2 separate regions of the Homo sapiens genome follow, and region 2 is linked to region 1. A link is a contact called in ENCODE Hi-C or POLR2A ChIA-PET data. All regions are on one chromosome and are shown on one strand. Each heading gives the region's core, a stretch centred on a gene start or an enhancer-like site at or near the end of the contact. The rest is flanking DNA. Distances are from core to core; before and after follow the strand shown.

The links. Hi-C counts contacts between places; a loop is a spot of excess contacts on that map. ChIA-PET counts read pairs that join two places held with the same protein, here RNA polymerase II (POLR2A). Pooled maps may share reads with other maps.
Region 2: a loop to region 1 is called in a map of CD4-positive, alpha-beta memory T cell, with 4 times the contacts of the local background. The contact joins two enhancer-like sites. A Hi-C loop is called at or near these places in 1 of 168 maps with a recorded cell type or tissue (CD4-positive, alpha-beta memory T cell), 3 of 37 single-sample maps with no recorded cell type and 4 of 50 pooled maps. POLR2A ChIA-PET finds 5 or more read pairs at or near these places in 1 of 52 experiments (BJ).

Annotation. Positions count from the first base shown.
Region 1 is chr1:65,252,242-65,256,647 of GRCh38, forward strand. No RefSeq gene overlaps it. Among named protein-coding and RNA genes, the nearest start is that of DNAJC6-AS1, 55 kb to the right of the region's middle. RefSeq lists silencers at 1,849-2,348, 2,439-2,508. Within about 2 kb of position 2,135, at least 14 of the 41 ENCODE cell types and tissues checked have a DNase peak (open chromatin) inside an H3K27ac peak, as active enhancers do.
Region 2 is chr1:66,244,262-66,248,667 of GRCh38, forward strand. It overlaps PDE4B (phosphodiesterase 4B), which reads left to right. Exons shown (of 17, transcript NM_002600.4): 4 at 3,199-3,393. Among named protein-coding and RNA genes, the nearest start is that of PDE4B-AS1, 200 kb to the left of the region's middle. Within about 2 kb of position 2,495, at least 4 of the 41 ENCODE cell types and tissues checked have a DNase peak (open chromatin) inside an H3K27ac peak, as active enhancers do.

The DNA of each region.
Region 1 (4,406 bases), core at 885-3,384:
TTCAATTTTTAATAAGAGAGACAAAAGGTTTCACCACATTGCCCAGGCTGGTCTTGAACTCCTGAGCTCAAGCCACCTGCCCACCTCAGCCTCCAAAAGTGCTGGGATTACAGGCGAAGCCACCGTGTGGGGCTTCAGTGTGTGTTTTCTTAAAATAGGGATATTTTCTTACATAATCGCAGTGTAGTTATTAATGTCAGCAAGTTTTTTATTGATAAACATTTTTCTCTAATCTGCTACATATATATATATATATATACACATTTTTGTAAAATTAACTCAGTAATGTGCTTTAGAGCCTTAAAAAACAAAAACAAAAAACTACAAAACAGTGTCCAGTCTAGAGTCAGGTGGTATTGTATTTAGCTGCAATGTCTCTTCTGTCACCTTTTTTTTTTTTTTTTTTTGAGATGGAGTCTTGGTCTGTCTCCCAGGCTGGAGTGCAATGGCGCAATCTTGGCTCACTGTAACCTCCGCCTCCCAGGTCCAAGTGATTCTCCTGCCTCAGCCTCCCGAGTAGCTGGGATTACAGGTGCACGCCACCATGCCCAGCTAATTTTTGTATTTTTAGTAGAGACGGGGTTTCGCCATGTTGGGTCTGGAACTCCTGACCTCAGGTGATTCATCTGCCTCGGCCTTCCAAAGTGCTGGGATTACAGGTGTGAGCCACTGCATCCAGCCCAGTCACCTTGAATCTAGAATATCTCCATAGCTTTTCTTCTTATTTTATGACATTGATACTTTTGAAGAATACAGCACTTCCCTGCTCCTTTTAATAGTGGATTCCTCATTTTGGGTTTATCTGATGTTTCCCCATGATTAGCTTCATGCTGTGCATGTTTGGCCAGAATACTCCATAGATGATGTGTCTTTCTCAGCATATCACATCTGCAGGCATTCGATTTTCACCTGTCTCCACTGGTGATTTTTTTTTTTTTTTTTTTTTTTTTTTTTTTAGATAACGTGACTCTGTCAGCCAGGCTGGAGTGCAGTGGCACCTTCTCGGCTCACTGCGGCCTCTAACTCGCTGGGCACAGGTGATTCTCCCACCTCAGCCTCCTGAGTAGCTGGGACTGAAGGTGTGTGCCACCATGCCTGGCTAATTTGTGTCTGTGTGTGTGTGTGTGTGTGTGTGTGTGTGTGTATGCATTTTTGGTAGAGACGGGTTTTTGCTTTGTTGTGCAGGCTGCTCTTGAACTCCTGGGCTCAAGTGATCCGACTGCCTCAGCCGCCTGAAGTGCTGGGACTACAGGCGTGAGACACCGTGTCCGATCTCCACTGGTGATTTTAATTTTGGTCACCGATAGAAGCTCTTGTCTGATATTATTTGGGCCTACAAAAATGGCAATTTCATAATTTGACCTAACATAAAACCTTTTTACTGAGGTTTTAGATATCTAACCTGTACTCTCTGACGCTCGGTTTCCCTATCTGTTGAGTTTGGAGATTGTTTCTGCCCCACGAGTATTACTGGAGGGGTTAAATAAGATGATGTATGTAAAATCTGCCACATAAAAAGCATTCTATAAATATTAGCTATTATTATTGCAGCCAGGTCGTGTTCAAGGGCATTGGTTTTGATCTTCCTCTCAGTCTCTCCCAATTCCAAGCAAAATCTCAACAGAGACCAGTGATGGCATGGGGATGGGGTGAGGGAGCCTCACTTCTGCCATCTCAGTTTCCTCATCTGGAAAATGGGAAACGCCTCCCACACCACGGGGTTGCAATGAGGTTTCATGAAATGTGTGTAAAAGTAACTGGACATAGAACAAGTTCTTAAAAAATCATGTGGGTGACTAGTAATCTCTTGTATTAGGAAAACAGGAATATCTGTCAGAACTAAAACCACGTTCTAACGTGATGTTTCATTTTGAGGCGGTAGCACGGTGTGAGTAAACATCGTCAGAGTCTAGGGCTCTGGAATTTCTTTAGCGCTGTGTGATTGTGGGCAGATGCCTTACCCTCTCGGAGTGTGGAGTGTATGGTTTGTAACAGGGAGATAAAACGGGTGAGAGCCCCCTAGGACTCCTGTGTTAATAAAGGGTGCTAACGGTGCCCCCCGAGTGAGCGGCGCGGGCCCGCGCGCACCCGCACGCCTCGGGCGCCAGGCGCCGCCGTGTGGGCGGAGCCGGGCAGCCTCCCCTGTCGGCGCCAGCCACGGCTCCCGGCCCCAAGCTCCGCCCCCGGCGCGCATCTCCCAGCAGCGGCCCGGCACCTGGCAGACGCGCGGCGGCGGCGGCGAGCGGTGGCGCTCGGCTCGGGCGACCGCGGCGGGGGAGGGCGCGGCGCACCGATGGGCGCCACTGAGAAGGGAGGCCAGAAGAGCCGGAAGCTGTTTTCCTTGCGGCGGCCGTGGAAGGCGACCCGGCGGCTGTGGAGGCCACGCTCAGCTCGCCAGGCGGCGCAGGGTGAGTGTGGGCGCGGCCGGTCGGGACCTGTTACCCTGAGGCAGGGGCGCAGCGGCGGCGGGGCCGTCCCCGGCGGTCTCTCGGGTCGCGTTCCCGGCCCTGGGAGCCTGGATGCCTAGGCGACGCCCGAACCCGACCCTCGGTCGCGGGTACCGGGACCGCTGGGGAAGCGCAGGGGCTGATGTCGGCACAGTCTCCTTTCCTCTAGCCCCTGCTCGTTGCTTTGGCTCTGGACACAGGGAAGCCACGGTGGCGCGGCGACACAGCCTCACTGAGGTTAGCTTGTCCCCGGCCCCCAGCACCTGGCCTGGCGCCTGCAATGCAGTGCCTACTGGGGGAATGAATCAGAACCCGAGGCTCCCTTCAAGGTCCTCCCGCCCTGTACCCACCTCCTCTCTACCTGCCTGCGGTGATTTCGAAGCTCTCGCCACGATAAACTATTTCCAAGCACACTCAGTCCTGTCCTCGCCAGGGCCTCAACTCACAGCCAATCACTGACTCACTCCATTCATTCATTCCACAATTTTTATCGAGCCCCTCCATCTGCCTTGGCCGGAGAACACGATGGGCAAAGCCCGGATCTTGGAACTACTTCTAGAGAGGAAGACAGACATTACACACGCAAAACAGAGAAAGCCCGGTACACATTGCTATGTGCGCTTAGAGGGAATCAGTCTGCTGACAGAGGAAAAAAGGCAGGTCCCCGAGCTTCCATGGCAGGCGGACTGGGAAGGCCTCTCCGAGGCATTGCAAGTCAGCGGAGACCCGAGGACTGACTAGGAGTTACTCTAGCGTGAAGCCGAGTAATAGAGAATAGCAAGTGGAAAGGTTCCCAGAGTGCCTGAATTGAGCAAGGGGAAAGAGAGGGATGCAGGGCCTGGATCGAGGTCTGGGCAGAACATGAAGAGGAGTTCGGATTTTATTCTACGTGAGCTGGGAAAACACTGAAGTGTGCTAAGCAGGGAAGTGACCTGATCTGGGGGCTCCCGGCTTTTCTCTGTCTGCAGTGTCCATGCTCGCATCTCAGCCTGCCGGATTCCTACCCTCCTGCCAAGACTAGCACAAATGCAGTCTCCTCGCTGAAATCTCTGTGGTTCCTGCCACCTGTAACCCCTCCTTTAGCATTTCGTCACCTGTAGAGCGTTTGTCACTGTTCATCTGGTATTAAAGATTCCACATTCTCATCCATTTCATCTTTGCATCCCCCACGAGGCTAAGTGCAGGGCTTGGTACTGTGTAGATACTGCTTATGAATGTGTCTTGTCTTGTCCTTTTTGTCTGTTTCCATCATCTGAGGATCCTTCCTCTGGGGGGTTGACATGCCTTATTTCTAAAATGGCCGACCGGATGCAGGGCAGAGCCAGATTGCACCAGGACCCTGCCATCGATATAGTCCCCCTCACCCACCCCCGGTGTTTTGAGGATTAAATAAATTAATGAATTAAACGAGTTAGTAGTTATAAAGTGTTAGCACCTATTAAGCATTATAAAAATAAATTTGAAAATGACCAGCAATAATTATCTTTCAAATATTTATTTATTGCATTGGAAACAAGCTTTTCTATTGGTGGTTGTTAGGGAGACTCTGCAGCTTGTCATTGTCATCTTGCCGGCTTTTAAGTATGTGTTCCTACTTTTTAAAAGTCAGTGCACCAACAAAATTCTTTCCATACTGTCATCAAGAACTATTGCTGAGGCCGGGCGCAGTGGCTCACCCCTGTAATCCCAGCACTTTGGGAGGCCAGGCGGACGGATCACTTAAGGTCAGGAGTTCGAGCCCAGCCTGGCCAAGGTGGTGAAACCCCGTCTCTACTAAAAATACAAAAATTAGCTGGGCGTGGTGGCATACACCTGTAGTTCCAGCTACCTGGGAGGCTGAGGCAGGAGAATCGCTTGAACCCAAGAGGCAGAGGCTGCAGTGAGCTGAGATTGCACCACTGCACTCCAGCCTGGGCCACAGAGTGAGATTCTGTCTCAGACAAACAAACAAAAAGAACT
Region 2 (4,406 bases), core at 1,245-3,744, 990 kb after region 1:
AATAAACTGCTAGTAATGATGTTGTTCTTTTCTCTATTGTCTACGTTTTATATAATATTCTTATATTTCTTTTATAATGATTTTTTTAAAATATAAAGCAGCCTAAAGGTGAAATATGTGTCCTGATGAAGGCAGAGGCAAAAATTACCCTAAACAAATAATGGCCCTATTTATGTGTTTGTTTCTGCTACTGTAGATTCCATTTTCTTCCTAATTGTATTTCAGTTTGTGTGGTATATTCATTTTGCTTATTAAGCCTGTCCTCAGCCTTCCCTTTGCCCACACCCCTCCTCACTCCCTGGATCTGTGGGACGTATTGTGATGTCTGCCCGCTAATTTTGCTGTGACTGGGGCTGGTGTCTGGTTGGTGATTCATGTTTGTTCCAAAGTTGTACATCTGTGTTGGTTGCTTTGAAGCAGTGCCCCAGGGAATATGAAAGGCCATTTGTCTCCCTAAGACTGCTTCTTTGCATCAGAGACTTCTTCCCTGGCTTCGTTTAAATTCCAGCAAGCTCTCCTGAGTTTAAGTAGGGTAAGAAGGAAAGAAAACAAAAGCAAACAGGGGCATCATGGAGAGATCATTGGAGTCAGGGTCTAACCCCAGTTTACCTGGCATAAGTGAACTTCTTGGATTCTAATACTAGGGACAGAATGCCTATGACACTCATTTTAAGGGTAATGCTTTGTGGACTTACCCTCTGCCCACTAGGAATGCCTTTAGCAAAAAAGAAGGCAGAATGAGCCTTGGTGGAAACCCTGAATGGAAAGAGTTCTAAGAGCTCGGTGGGCATACCCACTTGGCACCTGCTCTAAGATTTTAGCACAGATACACACAGCAGTGGTATTCATAATATTTAATGACTGGCACTGCATGAGCACTGATGAATTAATGGACACAGGCACAGTGCTTCCAGACACCAATCCTTTAGTTACTGGATCACCAAGAAGTCCAGCTGACCCTGGAGGGCCTGGGGCAGTGGATGGATGCTAACAGTTTTAAAAGTATGTTAGTGTTTTAATATCCAGAAAGGTTGCACAGATACATACCAGATGAATAACAACATAAATACATGAAATTTCTAAACTCATGCCCACCATTAAGTTTTGTGTAATCCCCTCTTCACTTTTTAAGAACCTACCTACTTTGCCCTTAAAAATAGTTCAGAGCCCATGACCTACTGTTTCTAGGGGTTTGGGTGGCACACAAAAAAGCCCTTATCCACAGAGGGGCTTTTTATTTTGCTCAACTACGATAGATCTCACCCAAGGGAAGTTTGCAAGTCGCTTTATTATATTTTTGCTTGCTGCAATGTATGTGGCTAACAACGTAGCTCTGCCTCCAGGCAGGCTGGCAAGCAGGCTGCTAGTATGAGTGATTGTCCACCTGCCTGTCTGCCTGCAGTCTTTGAAAGGCAGCCCCATCCCAGACCATTAGCCTACTGAGAAAATTCATCTACAGTACCTTGAAAGACCAAACATATTGGATTGTTATAGCTTTTCTTTGGCCTTTTACCCAGACATTATCATTTTCTGCTTCTTATCAGACACCTGGAGTTTGTGGGTTGTCTAAAAGCAGCTTCTGTGAATGGTCTCTGGGGAAGCCTTATAACCCTGCCTTCTGTCATTTCTTCTCCTCATGTTTCAAGGAAACCTACAGCTTCAGGGTAATTTGCTGCCTCCCCGTTTTCATTCAAGAGAGCAGCCAAGGTTGCTTATAGTCTAACTGGCTCTTTATGTACCAAATTACTTTTGGTTGAATTCAGAGACTAAAGAGGAATTTCACTCAGTTATCTATTGGGCCATTCTGGAGTTCTGTCATTAGGAAAGTCTGAGGTTGTAAAGAAATTAGTTGCAAGACATGAGTCTTCCAATTCTGCTCTGCAAGTTACTAGCCTATGACTCTGAGAAAGGTATTTACATCTTGCTAAGCCTCATTTACCTCAAATGTAGAGTAGGATCATTTTATATACTTCACAGGGTTGTTAGGAGTAAATGGAATAATGTATTGGGAAGCACTTTGTAAAGTGAAGAAATATAAGCAAAATCCACCCAAAGTGAGCTGGTTGTAAGAACTAGTGAAAGGAAAGAACCAAGAATGTAGACATAAATCATGGCCGCTGAATTGGTATACAGGAAATTCACTGTTGTGGTCTAATTTGAAAAAAGGAGCATCCTCAGCCCCATATCTTTTGTTCACCATCTCTCTGCAAAGCTTTAGCTGGGGAGCAGTGAGAGTTCTGGAGAAATACTAGGGAAGAGGATTACTGTCAATTTGAGGCTAAGAGAGATTGTGTGTGCAGGAAAAAATGCATATGTAATGATAAAGGAGAATGTGAAAAGGGCACAGTGCCCAGGGAAATACCAGGAGCGTGGATACAGAAAACAAGAGACAAAATCTCTACTGCTCCCGTCTGTGTGTTCATTGATCAGAGCATGTTCAAATAATTCTGGGCTTGAGGGCACCTTTCTAGAGTGACGAAGACCGATAGGAAACCTCATGACACTCCTCTGTGGGAGCCAGTGAATGCATCCTCCCCCAGAGACAAAGCTCTGCAGCCTTGGAGAGTAATTTGGTGTTAGCAGATTAATTAAGTCATTTTCTGTGGTTAAATTTGCAGATGAATATTAAATCTCAGGCTGGGCCTCCCATCTAATAACCCAGTGGAGGTTGTCAGGATAACACTTTGTTCCTGAAACATTTAGAAATACGTGTATTGTATATTTAATGAGACTGTGATATTTATTCATGACAGGAAGAAGTCTTCCAGACAGGAAGACTTTACTCATGTGATAGTTCAGGGTCTGACACCTAGAGCTGTGCTGAATGCCCCCTCTAAAGTTGCTTATTATCACCAAGTTGTTGTATGCCTGGCACCAACGCCGAATTTGTCCAAGTTACTCATGTCACTGAAAGGCCATGGAGTTTGCTCCTGGGTTCAAATTCTGGCTCCATTATTTGCTAATGGTGGGCATGGGTAAATAACTGAACTTCAGTGCGACTCAGTTTCCTATACATAACATGAAAATAATAATGACTGCAACTCTAAGCTGTGTTGAGGATGAAAACTTTCCATAGTACATACAGTTTTATGTAAAATGCTTAGTGTATAGTACCTGCCACACGTTGGTTCTCAGTGTATACTATGTGTCCTCCTCCATGGTTATCATGTGACCAGAGTTTCCCACTTTCTCTTTAAGCTTTGATGTGGAAAATGGCCCTTCCCCAGGTCGGAGTCCACTGGATCCCCAGGCCAGCTCTTCCGCTGGGCTGGTACTTCACGCCACCTTTCCTGGGCACAGCCAGCGCAGAGAGTCATTTCTCTACAGATCAGACAGCGACTATGACTTGTCACCAAAGGCGATGTCGAGAAACTCTTCTCTTCCAAGCGAGCAGTAAGTACAAGCTCTGTCTGGCTTCCAGTTTCACATTTACCTCATCTCTACCCAGGTCACAGTGGCAGCAACAACAATTCCCCATTAATCTATGGTAAGGATGAAGGAAGAAAATGAATATGAGCAGGGGTGACGTGATGACCATTTTAAGGACATTAATGCTCTATAGCATGCGGAATATGTAGCTGGGGTCTCCAAGGGTTTTGGAAAACCTAGACACAGTGTTTACTTTACATCTTTTACTGATACCTTAAAAAAATTATTTTGCTTCATTTCCTGAACTGTTGAGTCATTTATGGCATGAGAACCTTAACACTTTTTATACATCACACTTGAAATTTCAGCTGTGTGTGCAGTTTTCATGAGGCTCCAGCAAAGAGGAAAAATGGTGATTGGTTATATGCATGCTGTCTCAGTAGCCTTTGCTTGGTGACTTTAATAAGATGTCATTCAGACACATGCCTGTGTCCCTTCTCTGAAACTTTAACACAATGCCCACTTGTTGCCTGGCTCCTTGGTGAGACACAACACACTCCACCGCCCTGTAAAGCACTGCTGATATTTTTGTTTTGCCGCTATTAATTGTAAATCTCTAAATTTTATTTAAAGAACAAGATCTAGGTTGTGTCACCCATTTATTAAATTTCCAAAACCAAATAAAATTGGATTCTGGAATTCATGCCTTAAAAGGTTTCTGGGCACAGATACAATTGTTTTTATATTATATGTCATAAAAGTATCAGTAGCTCCCTAAGGTCTCCAGTTTGGAAAATTCCACTCTGTTCTCTTCTGCTATTGGAAGGGAAGTCAAAAATTTCACCCTCTGGTGAAAGGGGGAATTTTGAAGCTACCAGCAAAAAAATATTCCTTGAGGCATTTCTGCCAGCACATTTTAATAGACGCACCCCTGCCCTAAAATATCTCAATCATTGTGTGGGCCCAAATTCATTTTTCAGTCATTTGGCAAAATTTACTGATTCTCTCCTTTGTGCCACACATTGTGTCAATCTCTG